2 separate regions of the Homo sapiens genome follow, and region 1 is linked to region 2. A link is an interaction called in ENCODE POLR2A ChIA-PET data of the cell type or tissue named here. Cell type or tissue: HepG2. All regions are shown on one strand. Each heading gives the region's core, and the rest is flanking DNA. Links, peaks and the distances in the headings are about the cores only. Region 1 has its middle 15 kb from the start of LINC01485. Region 2 holds the start of LINC01942 (long intergenic non-protein coding RNA 1942).

Region 1 (9,721 bases), core at 829-8,828, 120 kb after region 2:
AGAAAGTAGAGTAGAAGTTACCAGGGGCCGGAGAATTATTGTTCAATGAGTATAGAGTTTCTCTTTGGCATGAATAAAACGACTGGAGACAAATGGTGGTGATGGTCACACAACAATGGGAATGAACTTACTGCCACTGAAGCATATACTTAAAAGTGGCTAAAAAGATACATTTTATATATGTATGCTTTACCACCAAAAAAATGACTTTTTTTTTTTTGAGATGGGTTCTCCCTTTGTTGCTTAAGCTGGAGTGCAGTGGCATGATCTCGGCTCACTGCAACCTCTGCCTCCTGGGTTCAAGCAATTCTTCTGCCTCAGCCTCCCGAGTAGCTGGGACTACAGGTGCCCGCCACCATGCCTGGCTAATTTTGTATTTTTAGTAGAGATGGGGGTTTCACCATGTTGTCCAGGCTGGGCTCGAACTCCTGAACTTGTGATCCACCCGCCTCAGCCTCCCAAAGTGCTGGGATTACAGGCATGAGCCACCGTGCCCAGCTAAAAAAATGACTTTTTTTAAAAAAAGGTTATGTGCTAGAGAGTAACTGGGTGGAGATGGAGAGTGAGTGAATGCACCTGAGATGGCTGTGGAAGGCCTCATTGGGAAGGGACATTGGAGCAGAGTGGAGAGAGGTCAGGCAGGAGAGCTAGGTTGGGGGGAGGCAGTTGCATGTGGGGCCTCGAGGCCAGAGCAGGGAGTGTGACTCTTATTCTAAGCAGCAGACAAATTACAAAAAAATGTAGCTGCGGGGTGACATAATCAAACTGACACTTTTAAAAGCTCCTTCAGGCCAGGCATGGTGGCTCACGCCTGTAATCCCAGCACTTTGGGAGGCCAAGGCAGGCGGATCACTTGAGGCCAGGAGTTCGAGAGCAGGCTGGCCAACATGGCAAAACCCCATCTCTACTAAAATTTAAAAAATTAGCAGGGTATGGTGGCTCATGCCTGTAATCCTAGCTACTCGGGAGGCTGAGGCAGGAGAATCGCTTGAACCCGGGAGGCGGAGCTTGCAGTGAGCTGAGATCGCGCCACTGCACTCCAGCCTGAGAGAGAGAGTGAGACTCTGTCTCAAAAAAATAAAAATAAAAATAAAATAAAATACAAGCTCCCTCGAGCTGCTGTGGAGCAGAGATTGCCAGGGAAGACACTGGAATCCACGGGAGCTGTGGGGAGGTGAGTGTGGGAGTCCAGGAAAGAGGTGAGGCCTGTCCCCTTCTCATATCTCAGCCCATTTGCCCCTGCCTGGTCACATGTTGGATCAGCAGGTCACACGTTGGGAAAGGAAGATGAGGAAATCAGAGTGTTGAAATCCACTGTGGCTGTGCATGGCAAAGGCTCTGCCCTGTTGGGGAATGGGGCGTGGCCCATGCTGCCCCTTGGACCTAAGCCTCATTCACTCAGCTTGCCATGGGAGACACTGGCGCAGGGGTCTGTGGGCAGGGGCCAAGGGTGGGCAGGGTGGTGGTTTCCAAGGGCATTGGCCTGAGGGTCAGCAGAGCTGGCTCAACCCCAACTCTGATGCCAGCGGCACGCCTTGAATGAAGGAGCTCACCTCCCTCAGTCTCAGTTTCTCCATCTGTAAAAGGAGGATAATAACGGTTCTTACATTGCAAGGTCATTGTAAGGGTTCAACAGGATAATGCGTCTTAAGCTTTTAACACTGTATCCAGCTCAGGATAAACTCTCAGTAAAGGATAGTTATCATCATTATCATCATCATTATTTTACTATTCTAGATCTAAAATATTTACTCCATCTGCCCCAGGCACATTAAGATCATAAGACCTTCCCATCTAAACTTGTAAGTCCCTTTGATTAGTGAGGTTGGCTACCATTTAATACTCTGGGAGAATTTTGCGGGCAGTGTTTGGATCTTCTTCATCATTCTCTTCTCCTTCAAGTCACACAGTAGGCATTCCTGTCTGTGGTGACTCTACACCTTCATTTTTGTGGATAGCACTCAGAATTCCTGGAGTTACCTGTTCGGTGTCTGTGTTTCCTGCCAGAGGTGCTCTATTTAGGTGGGACCACCCCTCCCTTGGCTATCGTTGTGTTAATAGTGGACAGATTAAGAATCCAGACTTGGCCAGGTGCAGTGGCTCACACCTGTCATCCCAGCACTTTGGGAGGGCTAGGAGGGAGTATTGCTTGAGCCTAGGAGTTTGAGACCAGCCAGGGTAACATAGGGAGACCCCATCTCCACAAAAAATTAAATATTAGCCAAGCATGTTGGCATGTGTCTATAGTCCCAGCAACTTGGGAGGCTGAGGTGGCAGGATCACTTGGGCCCCAGGGGGTTGAAGCTGCAGTTAGCCAAGATCACACCACTGCACTGCAGCCTGGGTGACAGAGTGAGATCCTGTCTCAAAATAAATAAATAAATAAAATCCAGACTTCAGTATATAGTCATCCCTTGGTATTGATCTGTAGGATATTGGTTCTAGACTCTCTTTCAGATACCAAAATTCAAGGATGCTCAAGTCCTGATATAAAATGGTTTGGTATTTGCTTATAACCTAGGCACATTCTCCGGTATACTCTTTTTACTATTTTTTTTTTTTAAGATGGAGTCTTGCTCTGTGACCCAGGCTGGAGTGCAGTGGTGCAATGTCGGCTCACTGCAACCTTCGCCTCCCAGGTTCAAGCAATTCTCGTTCCTCAGCCTCCCGAGTAGCTGGGATTACAGGAACATGCTACCGTGCCAAGCTAATTTTTTTTTTTTTTTTTTTTTGTATTTTTAGTAGAGATGAGGTTTTGTCATGTTGCTGGTCTGGAACTCCTGACCTCAGGTGATCTGCCCGCCTAGGCATCCCAAAGTGCTGGGATTACAGGTGTGAGCCACCATGCCCAACCTCTCCTGTATACTTTAGATCATCTCTAGATTAGTTATAATACCTAATAAATATAAGTTCTGTATAAATAGTTGTTATATTGTTTAGGGAATAATCACAAGGAAAAGTGTCTGCTCATGTTCAGTACAGACACACTTTTTTCCTGAATATTTTACATCCACAGTTGGTTGAATCCACGAATGCAGAAACTATGGATACCAAGGATTGACTGTATATCCAAAATAATTGAAAGAAAGGACTCAAACAGATACTTGTACACAAATGATCATAGCAACACTCTTCACAATAGCCAGAAGGAGGAAGCAACCCAAGTGTCTATTGACAGATGAGTCGATAAACAACATGTGGTATATCCATACGATGGAATATTATTTAGCCTTAAAAAGGAAGAAAATTCTGATAACGTGCTGCAATGTGGATGAAAATTGAGGGCACTACGCTAAGTGTAGTGCAATCTCGGGTACTATGATAAGTCAGTCACAAAAAGACAATTGAGGGTACTACGATAAGTCAGTCACAAAAAGACAAATGTTGTATGATTCCACTTATATAAGTAGTCAAACTCAAAGAGACAGAAAGTAGAATGGTGGTTGCCAGGGCTGGGCGAGGGGACGTGGAGAGTTGTTTCATACATATGTCTCAGTTTTGCAAGATGTAAGAGTTCTGGAAGTGGGTCGCACAACAATGCGGGTACACTTAACACCACTGAGCTGTACACTCAAAAATGGTTATGATGGTGAATTTCATGTTATGTGTTTTTTTTTAAACTACAATTTTAAAAAAGAAAAAGAATCTGGACTTTTGAGAAGAGAGGCCTGGGTTACAACCTGAACTCTGATGTAAATGGAAAGAACAACGTTACCAGTCTCTTGGGGTGAACCTGAGTCTTGCATGCGATACTAATGTAAAATCCAGTGCCTGATACGTGGTATGTACTTAACAAATGTTATATCTTTGCTTGTATTATCCTGAATGCTCAATAAACATCGGTTGAAATAAATGAATGAAACAAATGTTTAAAAAGGTAACAGCACTCACTCTTCAAAGGAGGCTTTGTGTTGGGAGCTATTGTTGGGCCTCTCCAGTGCTGAATCCAGGAGTCCCATCTTGACTGTCGGTGGCCTTTGTTGCAGTTGTTCCTTCTTTTCTTCCTGAAACCTTTTCTTCACCTGGCTTCAGGGACAGGACTCTCTCTTGGTTCTCCTTGTACCTCCCCACCCTCAACGTCTCAATCTCCTTTGCTGGTCCTCCTCAGCTTCCTGACCCGTCAATGCTAATGTGCTTGGGACCCAGTGATTCCTTCTCTTCCCTTTTCTATCTGTACGTACTCCGTAGGAGGCCTCAGCCAGACTCATGGCTCCACATCCCATTAATGCATACATTAATACCATAGATACATACATAATACAGCTCTCCACCTTGCACCTCTCCCCTGAAATCCAGACCATTATATATCCACTCTCTCCTTGATGCTTCCACTTGAATGTCTAACTCAACATTTTAATAAACAAATAGAAGACATCCAATTTAGTACATCTAAAAAGAATCCTATCTCAGTAAACGACAACTCCACTTCCAATTGTTTAGACCAAAAATCTGGGAATCATCCTTACCTTCTCTCTTTCTCTCATGTCCCCCATTTGAGCTATCGGTAAATCCCATCTGTTCAGCCTTCAGAATCTACCCACTTCATTCCACTGCTATCATCTCATTCCAAGCCCAAAACCCTTTGCCTGGATTACTGTTATTGACTTGTCAGTGATCTCCTTGCATTTATCTTGAACCCCCTTCTCAACAATGTATTCCTGACACAGCAAACGGAGTGATCCTTTAAAAACTGAAGATCATATCCTTTCTCCCATCAAAACATCCTATGGCCTCATTTTTCACTCAGGGTGAAAGCAAAGTCCTTGCAGTGCCTGTAAGTCCACATACTCTGGCACTGTCATATCTGAGACTTTAACTGCTACCATGGTCCCATTGGCTCACCCTGCTCCAGCTTCTCCGCCTTCCTGCAGTTGTTTGCATATGCTTGCAGGCTCTTGCCCCAGGGCCTTTGCACTCCCTCTCCAGGGCCCCTCTTCCTGCTGATATAACCATGGTATGCTTCCTCCATTTGTGCAGATCTCTACTCACAGACCGTATTATTGGAGAGATCTTTGTGCCCCCTCTATGAGGAGTCATATCCCTCCACTGATCTACCTCCTTTTCTACCCTTTACCTTGCTATACTTGTCTATCACCATCTGATACACTATACGTCTCACTGACTGTTCTTTTACATTGTCTATTGACTCCCTAAAATGTCAGCTCTATGGGGTCAGGGACCTTGCCTGACTCTTGCACTGATGTTTCTCAAGAGCCCAGTGCCAAGCACATGGTAGATCTTCAGTAAATATGTATCCAGTGAATCAGTGTGCACGTCTGCAAAGAGGCTGTGACCTGCGTGAGTTTTCCAGCTGTAAGAGTCAATGAATGGCCGAGACTCTCCGTGTTGCATCTTTCCTAGAGGAAAGGGCATTGCTGTTGCAATTGCCTCACAATCAACTGTGCTGGGTGGATTTACTGGGTAATTGCATGGCATTGGCCCAAACTGCAGAAGTAGATCTTTTCCCCATTTCTTTAGCGATCTCCTGAAGAGCCTGCCCAGCAACTAGACCCTTCAGCTAGCACCTTTACTAACAGGGCTGGGTTTGTCCAGGGTACCGGGGTGGGGTCCTGGATCCTCTGAGAAAAGGTCAGTAGAAGTGCAAATGCTGGTCCCCCAGACACTGGATTTGCCGGTCACACGCAGCAGAAAGAACAGCATGTTCTTTACAAGCAGAGAACAAACCTCTCCGCAAACCTCCCCACTTGAGCTGGGATTTTCCTTCCTCCCCTATAGTGAGCCAGGCCTTGACCATAGCAACTGGCAGCATTTCCCTGATTCCCAGGCTTTCGTTTTGCGTTGCCACGGAAATGGACCACTGGACTCCAAGACATATTCCAGTGACATTCATTCACACACCTGATTGTCCTCTCCGAGGGCCCAAACACACATACACACACATGCGCGCACGCACACGCACACATACACACAAAGTGACCTTGATGCGATCGTTCTAATTGCCCTGTAACACCGCAGACACGAGAATGAGTGGGTCACATGGCAGCTACTTAAGACTCACATGGGCTGCTCATGTGGCCCATGTGCAAAGATGAGGGGGAAGTAACCTCGATTCACAAATGCGATAATCTTGGCAGGAATCTCTCCCGCTTTTCCCCCTTGCATTCAGCTAAGAGGCAAAACCAAAAGAGAGGCTTTTTGATTTAAGGCAAAATCAAATCCTTGTTCTAGTTCTACTCAATGGGGAGGGGGAAGATAAATACCTTGCTCTGCTTCTGAGCTCGCTGTAATCTCTTGTCCCTCACAGCGTGCCCGCTACTCCACATGGCCTGGCTATGCCAGGATTCTCAAGCTGGTGAGAGCCCAAGCTCCTCACTTTAGAATGGACAGAGAATATGCCACCTAATGTTTGTTTTCAGCTTCTTGGGATCTTTGCAAAATTACCACAGAAATGTTTTCTGTGGGTATATTGCTATATCAATGTACTACATATGCAAGTATGTGCTTGGTAGGTGTGATATATTGGAAGAAGGTGCTGGTGTATGAGTCTTTGTGCCTGTGGAGAGAATATGAGGCTGGGATGTAAATGCATAGATATGCACCTGTGTGCATGGTGTGTGGAAATGATCTCTGCAGTTGTACACATGATCTCTACATAAGGGCATGGTGCATGCATGCACATTTGCGTGTTTCTGCATGTGGAGTGTGTACTTGGACTACACATGCTCATAGGGAACTCATCTGCAAATGCTAAACCATCAGTTGTCCCCTGGCCCCACTTGCTGCACCACACAAGGCTCCCTCCATAGCCTCGCTGGCCTCCCTAGAGGACTTATTGTTTAAGATGAATGATCAGAGAAATTGTGGCTGAGTTTCTACCCCTCAAAGGTTTTTGTCCCAGGGGTCAGGGAGTCCGAGTCCAGCTGGCGGTTTGTGAGGACAGTCATAAGGAGAAATGAAGTTCCTTGGCGCCTGGAACCTAAGGAGTTCTGCTTTTCTGTGAAGCACTACACCTACTTACACAGTCAGCCTGGCAGAAAGATCCAGCAACGAGATTCCTGTTTCCAACCCACACTCTCACCAATATGTATGCTCAGGCTCCTTGCAACTTTGGGTGACACAATAATTTGATTTCTTCACTGAAAACATACACCCACACCCATCCCCGCCCCGCAACCTCCCCCGCCTCCCCACACACTCACCATTAACATTAGGACTGTGCTGCAAACTGACCACAGCCAACCTAGGAAAGAGGGCTCCAGCAATCACTACAAAAATACATATTCTTTTTTCCTTTTAGATTCAAGAATAATACATGAAGGTTGGGCGCGGTGGCTCATGCCTGTAATGCCAGCACTTTGGGAGGGTGAGGTGGGAGAATTGCTTGAGCCCAGGAGTTTGAGACCAGCCTGAGCAACATGGCAAAACCCCCTCTCTCCAAAAAAAAAAAAATTTACAAAAATTAGCCAGGCATACCGGCATGTGCTTGTACTCTCAGCTACTCCAGAGGCTGAGGTGGGAGGATCGCCTGAGCCTGGGATGTCAAGGCTGCAGTGAGCCGAGATCGCACCCCTGCACTCCAGCCTCAGCGACAGAGTGAGACTCTGTCTCAAAAAAAAGAGAAAAAAAAAAAGAATGACACATGAAAACAGCATGTTCAAGGCCCCAGATGATAATGACTTATCTTTTAACATTTCATATCTTTGGCCAAAAAAGTTGCAGTGTGACCTTGAGCCGTATATTAGGTTGAATCATTGAAATTGCAGGCACTCAACCATCTCTGACGTACAAAACTATTTCATGTGGTTCAATCTAATACATACCTTTTTGAGAGTCTGTGTATAAAATGAAGATATTAATCTATATCTAGCAGGACTGTTTTGGAGATTAAGTATCAACAAATGCCAGGACCAAATCTGATAGCTAAACCCACTGGTTTTCAAATGTATCTCTTTGCCACATATTGATGGGAATGAGGTTCTCTGCTCTCCAATCTGGTTGCTTAATTTTCCAATGTGTTACCCTCCCTAGATTCTGGAAGGGTCAAAGCACTTTAGAATTTCTCTGTTTTATTCTTTCTTTTCACAAGAGCTCTTTCTTATTCTCTGACCTTTCATTTTTATAGCCTCTTAGTCTAATCTTAGGGATGTAATTTTTTCTTCCTTCCTTCCTTCCTTCCTTTCTTTCTTCTTTCTTTTTTTTTTTTTTTTTTTTTTTTTTTTGAGAGGGAGTCTCACTCTGTCACCCAGGCTGGAGTGCAGTGGCACGATCTTGGCTCACTGTAACCTCCACTTCCCAGGTTCAAGCGATTCTCGTGCCTCAGCCTCCTGAGTAGCTGGGATTACAGGCATGAGCCATCACGCCCGGTTAATTTTTTTGTATTTTTAGTAGAGACAGGGTTTCACCATGTTGGCCAGGCTGTCTCAAACTCTGACCTCAAGTGATCCGTCTGCCCTGGCCTCCCAAAGTGCTGGGATTACAGGCGTGAGCCACCATGCCTGGCCTCTGTAATATCCACTCTTTCTGAGCTTAATACTGTTATTGTTCTTCTTAGCCATTGTTCACAGTTTTCTTCTGCTCCCAGTAATGTCTCTATCACCTTTGGGCTCCTTTTTCTCTGTTTTGTTCCAGAGGCTTTGTTTGATTGCCCAGTGACTGTGGCTGATGTTCGTATCTAAGAGCCAAAAAGCTGTTTAGAAGCTCATGAATAATCTTGTTGACTGATGAGCTTTACTATTGGATGAAAAGTTAGTGATTTTGCTCTTAGGTTGGTCAACTTCCCTAGAAAGCGCTTCTCCAGTCTGCTGCTTGGGAACTATTACTCTGGGAGCCAGTGTGGGTCTCACTATTCAATATGAAACTTTCATTTAATACCCCTCTAAAATAGACTTTTGCCCCTGTCCTGAGTGAAGCCCCGTGTCTTTTCTGGTTTATCGTCCACCAAATAAAAGCATCCAGTATTTTATTATGATAGAGGAGGAACATTTTCTTGGATTCACTATTTGGGGAAGAAGTGAGGGTGATGATGGTGATGGTGTGGTGATGCTGGTAGTAGCAGTGTAGAAGTGATGATGGTGGTGGTAATGATGGTGGTGATAGTTGTGGTGGTAATGGTGGTGGAGGCACTATCAACAGATGGTGATGGTGGTGGTGGCAGTGGTGATAGTGATGGAGGTGATGATGGTCATGGCGGTGGTTGTGGTGGTGGTAGTAAAGGTGGTGGAGGTGGTGATGGTGACGGTGGCAGTGGCAGTGGTGATAGTGATGGAGGTGGCAATGGTCATGGTGGTGGTGGTGGTAATGGTGGTGGAGGTGGCGATGGTCATGGTGGTGGTGGTGGTAACGGTGGTGGAGGTGGTGATGGTGATGGTGGTAGTGGCAATGGTGATAGTGATGGAGGTGGCGATGGTCATGGTGGTGGTTGTGGTGGTGATGGTAATGGTGGTGAAGATGGTGATGGTGGTGGCAGTGGTGATAGTGATGGAGGTGGCGATGGTCATGGTGGTGATCATTGTGGTGGTAATGGTGGTGGAGGTGGTGATGGTGATGGTGGTGGTGGTGGTTATGGTGGTGGAGATGGTGGTGGTGATGGTGGAGGAGGTGGTGGTGGTGATGGTGGCAGTGGCAGTGGTGATAGTGATGGAGGTGACAATGGTCATTGTGGTGGTGGTTGTTGTGGTAATGGTGGTGGAGGTGGTGATGGTGATGGTAGTGGTGGCAGTGGTGATGGTGATGGTAGTGGTGGCAGTGGTGATAGTGATGG
Region 2 (8,000 bases), core at 1-8,000:
TCTTCTCAAAAGAACATCCAAATCTCTGCCCTCTGGGAGGCCTCCTCCACCCCAGTCAAGTGGTTCGTGAAGGGGGACTCCTTCAAACACAGTTTTCTAAAGACGGGTCTTGGCCGTGCAATCCCCACCATCATTAGGAACCAACACTTCCAGACGTTAAGGGCTGAATTGTATCTCCCCCAGATTCACATGTTCAAGACCCAACCCCTAGTGTCTCAGAATGGGACTGTGTTTGGAGACAGGGACTTTATCGAGGTGATTAAGGTAAAATGGGGTCATATGGGTGAGCCCTAATGAGCAATATAACTGATGTCTTTTTTTTTTTTTTTTGAGACAGGGTCGCACTCTGTCACCCAGGCTGGAGTGCAGTGGCGGTAATCATGGCTGACTGCAGCCTCCACTTCCCAGGCTCAAGTAATCCTCCCACCTCAGCCTCTGGAGTAGCTGGGACTACAGGTGCATGCCACCACACCCGGCTACTTTTTATTTTTTATTTTTTATAGGGATGAGGTCTCTCTATGTTGCCCATGCTGGTCTTGAACTGCTGGGCTCAAGCAATTATCCCACCTTGGCCTCTCAACATGTTGTGATTATAGGCGTGAGCCACGACACCCAGTCGTGAGTGATGTCTTTATAAGAAGAGGAGATGGGACACAGACACGCACAGAAGGAAGAGCACATAAAGACACCGGAAGAAGACAGCCATCTATCTACAAGCCAAAGCGAAGCCTCAGGAGAAACCAACACTGCGGATACCTTGATATTACATTTGGAATAAAATGTATTGGGATAAAAACCCCAATACATTTCTGTTGTTTAAGCCACCCAGTCTAGGGCGCTTTGTTATGGCAAAGCACTCAGGCAAGCCAATATGCCACGTCTCTGCTGCTCTGCTAGGTCTCGGTGACTCTCTCTGACATACAGCATGTGCTCGGTGATACACCAGAAGAATAGAAATCACACTTAGAATCCAGCTCCTTCCTGGTCTGGCCCATTACAGGCCTTTCCAACTTCACATGCCACTCCCCCGTCACTGGCCACTGTTCCATGGGAAAATACACCCAGCTTGTTCCTACTACTGACCCTGTACTTGCCGAGCCCTCTGCATGGGTCTGTTTTTTTCCTGCCTTGGTCTTGCTTGTTACTGAGGTTTGGCAGAAACACCAGCTCCTCAGAGAGGACTTTTGGGCACCCAGTCCCCAAAACTCATTTCCCGTCACATCACTGCATGTGTTCATGGTGTGTAACTCCATCTTTCCTTGCTCACTTATTCATTTACCCAATTAGTTCATCTATCCACATCAGATGTGTGAGTTTTGTGAGAGCAGAAATCGTGTCAGTTGGATGTTTTCTGTTGCTGCTGTAACAAAGTAATGCAAATTTTGTGGCTTGAAACAATACATACATATATATATATATATACACACATAATTTTTTTTTTTGAAGTGGAGTTTCACTCCTGTTGCTCAGGCTGGAGTGCAATGGCGAAATCTCAGCTCACTGCAAGCTCTCTACCTCCTGGGTTCAAGCGATTCTCCTACCTCAGCCTCTTGAGTAGCTGGGATTACAGGCATGCCCCATCATGCCTGGCTAATTGTATTTTTAGTAGAGACGGGGTTTCTCTATGTTGGTCAGTCTGGTCTCAAACTCCCGACCTAAGGTGATCCACCTGCCTCAGCCTCCCAAAGTGCTGGGATTACAGGCATGCGCCACCGCGCCCCCAGCCAAAACAATACAGATATATTATCTTATAGTTGTGTAGGTTGGAAGTGCAACACAGGTGTAAGTTGCATTCCTTTCTGGAAGCTTCTAGGGAAGAATCTTTTTTTTTTTTTCTTTTTTCAGCTTCTAGAGGCTGCCTACATTTCTTGGCTCGTGGCTTTTTGCTCCGTCCTCCAAGCCATTGCATCTCTCTCTGACCATAGCCGGGAAAGTTTCTTTGCCTTCATCCCCACATGATTACATTGGACCCACTTGCATAATCCAGAATAATCTCCCTATTCCAAGGTCCTTAGCCTTAATCGCATCTCACAATCCCTTTTGCCATGTAAGATTACATATTCACTAATTCCAGGGATTAAGACATGGACATCTTTGGGGCGCATTATTCTGACCACCATATCTGTTTTTTCCCTTTATATGTCTAGTGTGGAGAACAGACCAGGAAATTAGTAGGTATTCATTGACTTTGCTGGGTAAATGAAAAGTTACCATTTATTGTGCAGATATGAGGCGCTGGGCAGATGCAAGGTGCTCTATGTGTGTTTTCTCATTTGCTCTTTACCATAACCCTCGGGGGTAGAGTTTACCCCCATTTTACAGCCCCATTTACTAAGGCTCACAGAGGTGACATGACTTACCCAGGGCCATCCAGCTAGTAAGTAGGAGAGCTGGGATTTGAACTTTTACCTTTCTGCCTCCAAAACCCAAAGTCTATATGCCCCTCTTTCGCAGCTCAGGGAGGATGTCTCGAGCCCGGGCGTGTTGTACCCACAGGTATCTTACTTACATCTGCTCACTGTGCCATGTCAGCACCGCCTGTTCCAAAGGCAGATTCAATGTTGCTTAGGCCGGCCAGGCACGGTGGCTCACACCTGTAATCCCAGCACTTTGGGAGGCCGAGGTGGGTGGATCACTTGAGGTCAGGAATTTGAGACCAGCCTGGCCAACATGGTGAAACCCTGTCTCCACTAAAAATACAAAAATTAGCCAGGCGTGGTGGCACATGCCTGCAATCCCAGCTACTCTGGAGGCTGAGGCAGGACAATCTCTTGAACCCGGGATGCAGAGGTTGCAGTGAGCCGAGATTGCACCATTGCACTCCAGCCTGGGCAGTAAGAGCAAAACTCCATCTCATAAAAAATAAAAATTAAAAAAAAGATTGCTTAAGGCCTGTCTGCCTCTCTTTCAAAGGGGAAATCCCTCAGCTTCTTTAAATAAATTCAATCCTGCCAACTAGAGATGAGGGTTGATTAGATGAGATTGGGGGAAGAAGCCCTCCTTCTCAATGAGTGGTCCAGAAACCAGCAGCATGGGCACCCCATGGGAGTGGTCAGAAATGCCGACACCGAGGGCCCTGAACTGCTGAGTCAGGCTCTTCTAATGATCCCTAAGTGGTCTGCACACACATCATGCCTTGGAGAAGCCCTGCTGTGAGGCACCCACGCAGATCCAGACACTCACTGACCATGGTGGGAGGTGGCACCTATTTTATTTTTATGATGAGAGGGAACCTCAAACTCTACTGTGATGTAAGTGGTCTCAAAGGCCCTTTGAAGTCACCATTTTATCTAAATCAGAAATAGGAAAAAAATAAGAAATGGCCAGCTTAGAAAGACTCAAATTCTTTTGCGGGGGGAAAAACCAGGAAGAAAGAAAAGAAAAATACATTGTTTCCTTGGCCATCTGTGTGAAGAAATAACAAAACCACCGTTGACATACCAGCAGGAAAGAACACTGGAGAGCTTCACTTGACAGAATTATTACAAACGCCTCTTCCTGGTTCAGGGGGAAAAAAAATTCCAAATAGGTTTGTGATATTTTTTTCCCTAGCATGCTTGCAACTCCCAGTAGAGCCAATAACCAGTTTTCAAAACCTTTTGATTCTACTCATCCCCTGGTTAATAATTTCCAGTTTACCCAGCAGGCTACGTAACATCCCCTTTCCTGGGAAAGAATTTCTGTGCCCCGGCTGGCAGTGAACTGGTCCCCTTAGCAGCTGACCTCCTCCTCCAGCCCTGTGGCTGCCTCCTCTCCAACAGGGACCCTCCTGGTGGGTATCCGGAACAGTGCCTTAGTGTTCCGCAAAGGGGAGAGGGAAAAAGAGAGGGCTGTCTCCCAGAAGGGTGAGTCTCTTCTTTAATCATCTGGAGCTGAGAAGAATTTTCTCCCTGTTTCCTGGGAAATAGCTGATAAAGGACATTTTGTCTGCTGCTGTTTATGTATACCTAGGCCGAACAAGTCTCAAAACTCTACCCTCTCCTGCCCCCTCCGGAGCTGGTACTTTGAAAACATAGGACAATAATGAAAGCCAAGAGCAGGCAGCCTGATATGGGCCTGGCACCCCATCTCCTGTTTCCTCCTGCCCGCTGCTGCAGCCGGCTTTATGCCAGCTGCAGCCACCAGGGACAGGTTGGCTTCTCCACCCTTGATGGCCCCGAGAAATATTTCTTTCAGGGCATGGCAGAAGGGGACTTTGGGGAAGGTGGGACCCTCCCTGCAGCCAATAGCACGGGCCCCGTCCCTCCCCCCATGCAAATCTTTGGCCAGCAGCCTTGGTATCACCAAACCTTGCCGAGATAGGGAGTGCCATGAAGGGCTCAGTGAGTTTCTGGCAATCCTCTCCTCTGTTTATCTGAATGGGCCCAAAGGCTGCAAAACAAACCGGCAAACACCAGGGTGTTCCTGAGAGTATAGCTGCACTTCCTGTTTACAGGCTCAGGGTGAGAAGCCCCTGAGACCCATTCTGCCTGTGTCAATTTCTTTCTGCTTCCTCTGAGATCCGTGATGTGGGAGGGCAAAGGGTTTCCCTCCCGCCGCCTGGAAAAATAATATGCAGGCCGGGAACATGAGCTTGCCTGTGAAGGCTGCTCAAAACGACACACTTGCAATTTGGGGTTTGTGACTAAGGTTGATTCGATCCCAGGTCTTCTGGTCCCTCTGGGAGCATCTCAGACCCCGTGAGACAACCCACTTTGGGACTCAAGGGTGGTAGGGAGTGGGGAATGGGAAGGGCACCTGTAGAGGCATAAATTGCTGGGCCCTGCCACCCCACCCATCCTCACACCACTCTCGCCCCACCCAACCTCATCCCACCCTACTCATCACCCCCACCCTCACCCCCACCGTCACCCCACTCCACTTGCTGTGTGTCCCTTGCTTCCCATGCTTCCCTGTCCTGGACCACAGTGAAGCAGCTGGGAATTCCAAGCACAGGGCTTCCTACCTTCAGCACCAGTGGTGACACCAGAGGTGGATTCCAAGAATACCTGAATGACCTACAACACATTCTGTCCAGGCAGGAGGGGTGGTGGCACTGCCTCCAGGAGATGGCCGAGGTATCCGGGGGTTAGGACCCTCTAGTTTGTTGCAGGGATGTCACAGAGCCTTGCTACTGAAAGTGTGTCCAGGGACCAGCAGTATTGTCCTCACCTGGGAGATGGTTAGAAACATGGTCTCACACCCTGTCCCAGACCCACTGCATGTGAACCTGCAGTTTAGCAGACGCCGCAGGTGACTCCTGCACACATTAAAGTTGGAGAAGCGCTGCTTTGGAGGACCCGTCCCTCTGTCCTCATTATGAGGATGCCTGCGCTGACTTTGGACAGCTTGTGCTTTTTAAAATCTCGTGGGCATAAATGACTCTTTGTGACTGATCTTGTTTCTCTCTTTGCTAAGAAAAGCAGGTTTAATCTGATGTAAGTGTCAGCTTATTTGGCCTCCGATATGTGGCATGCCACATATCGGAGACCAAATAAGTATGTGCATAAGTGAAGGATTTCATAGCTAAATTCGATGTGCCCGACACCTGAAAATTCAAACACCAGAAGGGCCAGGCAGGTGACAAAGATGAACGAAGTGGGCTGGGTGGGCCAGTGAGGACTGGACAGCCAGTGACCTGGTGGAAGCGGCAGCAGCTACTCCAACCCAGCCCATTCTTGTCATTCAGGGACCAGGCTCAGGGTTGCCAGATCCCAATATCTTCAAGAGAAGCCTGAATTTGAATTTTTATGAAATCACCCAACATTGAAATATTGGCAATTAATTAAAACATTAAAAAAAAAAACCCAAAGGCCAGGCGCTGTGGCCCCTGCCTGTAATCCCGGCACTTTGGGAGGCCGAGGCAGGTGGATCACTTGAGGTCAGGAGTTCCAGGCCAGCCTGGCCAACATGGTGAAACTTGTCTCTACTAAAAATACAAAAATGAGCTGGGCTTGGTGGTGCACGCCTGTAGTCCCAACTACTCGGGAAGCTGAGGCAGGAGAATCGCTTGAACCCGGGAGGCGGAGGTTGCAGTGAGCCGAGATCACCCCACTTTACTCCAGCCTGGGTGACAGCCTAAGCCTGTGTCTCAAAAAAACAAAAAACCAAAAAAAAAAAAAAAAAAAAAGGAAAAGAAAAACAAAAAAAATCCCCTCCTATGTATGACCCAGGCTTTATCCTGAGACTATGGATAAAACTGTGAACAAGACAGACACAGTCCCTGCCCTCAAAGAGTATGCAAGCTGGAAAATGGGACAGAGAGACCAGGAAGGTGGGAATGGCATTTCCTCAGGGAGACCTGCCTGTGCAAAGGCCCTGAGGTGCAAACAGCACATTGTAGATGGGGAGCTACAACCAGGTCAGTGCTGGGGAGCTGAGTCATGATTGAAGGAGGGGTGGAAGATAAGGATGAAAAGGGAGGAAGTGGCAGGTGATAATGGCATGTACTGTACATGCAGTTAAGGAGTTTGAACTAGGTCCTGCAGGCCTGGAAGGGTCATGAGTATGAGGATGACATGGCTGGAACTCAGTTTTCCTCAATTCACACCAGCTAATGAGAGGGGGATGGATTTAATGAGTGGGGAGTTGGAAAAGTATTAGAAGTCCAGACAGCAGTCGGGGGAGACTTGGGCAGTGGCCCAGGAACAAGGTGGTGAAGGCCTGAACTGGGGCACTGTGCAGGAATGGGAGGCAGTTGTGCATTTGAGGGCTGCACAGGAGTTAAAATCAGCAGGATGTTACCTACTTGATGGGGACCATTGGGGAGGTGGGGGCAGCCAGAGTTTCTGGCCTGGATGCCTGATGGACAAGGATTGCGGCGGTTGGAGCGTCTTGGCGGGGGAGATGACATGCTCGGTTCTGGGCAGACTGGACTTGGGGCTTCCTTGAGCCCTCTCTGGAAATGAGATGCAGACAGCAAGGTACTGCAGTCTTACTCAGTGAGGGGGCAAGGGCCAAGCTGAAAACCAGGACATTCTGAAACACATTTCTTTTTAGTAATTTGCCCCAGCTTTGTGGCTTCTCCACCCTGTTCTCTTCTCCCTGTGAGTTCTTTGTTTTTGTGAGTTGTCATATTACAGTCCATGGATTTTTGGGCCAGCCTGTAAATGGGGATAACAGTAGGTTCCTCCTCGCAGTGCTAGTGAGATTAAATGAGATAATACACTAAAAGCACACAGCACGGTGTCTGGCTGTAGGAAGATCCCATGATCACAACACCACATGTAATGTTAGTGTCATCATCATTAGCTGTGATTATTATTGTGATTATTAACATTAGTTACCATTATTGTTGTAACTACGCACGGATATGACCTACGAGGCCTCCTGCCACATGTGGTCCTTAGTTGTGGCCTCTTTCCCTGCCAACCTCAGGCCCGCTTGTATCTGTGGGAGGCAGTGGATAGCAGTGTTTATGAGCATGGCCTGTGAAATCACAGCCTGCCTGGGTTCAAATGCCAGCTCCACTTCTTACTGTGAGAGTGACCTCGGCCAAGTCACTTCGTGCTTCTGAGCCTCAGGTAGTTTCCCCATCTGAGGAAGGGGAAGATAAATGTATCTTGCTGTGAAGATAAAATGAGATAAATTGTCAAAGTACTCAGTGCACTGCCTGGCAGATACCAGCTGCTCCTTTATCATGTGCTCTTACTCTCCAGGACACCATCACCAACCCATCAGGCTGGCATGCACTCTCAAATCTACTGCCCCTAGCAACAGGATGCAGTTCATGTTCACTAAAATGACTTATGAGCTGCTTGCAGCGGGCTGAGTGTTGACGCTGCTCCCTGCCACTGGAAAAAAAGATATGCCCACATCCAGATCTCAGGAACTCATGGATGTGACCTCATTTGGAAAAGGGGTCTTTGCAGACGTAATTAAGTTAAGGATCTTGAGATGCAGTCATCTTGGATTATCTGTGTGGTCCCTAAATCCAATGACAAGTGTCCTTACAATACACGCAGAGAGGAGAAGCCTGACAGGAGAAGCAGAGATAATGACTGGAGACAGGGATTGGAGAG

Evidence for each region. ChIA-PET counts read pairs that join two places held together with the same protein. Peaks named below come from ENCODE experiments on the same cell type or tissue, not always from the same donor. Only the 100,000 strongest peaks of a DNase experiment are listed, where the experiment ranks them.
Region 1: POLR2A ChIA-PET joins it to region 2 with 5 read pairs; 2 of 35 experiments call an interaction of 5 or more read pairs at or near these places.

Annotation. Positions count from the first base shown.
Region 1 is chr5:173,801,570-173,811,290 of GRCh38, forward strand. No RefSeq gene overlaps it. Among named protein-coding and RNA genes, the nearest start is that of LINC01485, 15 kb to the left of the region's middle. RefSeq lists an enhancer at 1,177-1,471. In HepG2, for the core only: no CTCF peak of the experiment used is centred there; DNase peaks (open chromatin) are centred at 1,312, 4,852 and 5,252.
Region 2 is chr5:173,685,782-173,693,781 of GRCh38, forward strand. LINC01942 (long intergenic non-protein coding RNA 1942) reads left to right here and starts at 3,678. Exons shown (of 3, transcript NR_146727.1): 1 at 3,678-3,772. RefSeq lists enhancers at 4,314-4,393, 4,494-4,543. In HepG2, for the core only: no CTCF peak of the experiment used is centred there; a DNase peak (open chromatin) is centred at 3,630; H3K4me3 peaks cover 1,902 bases.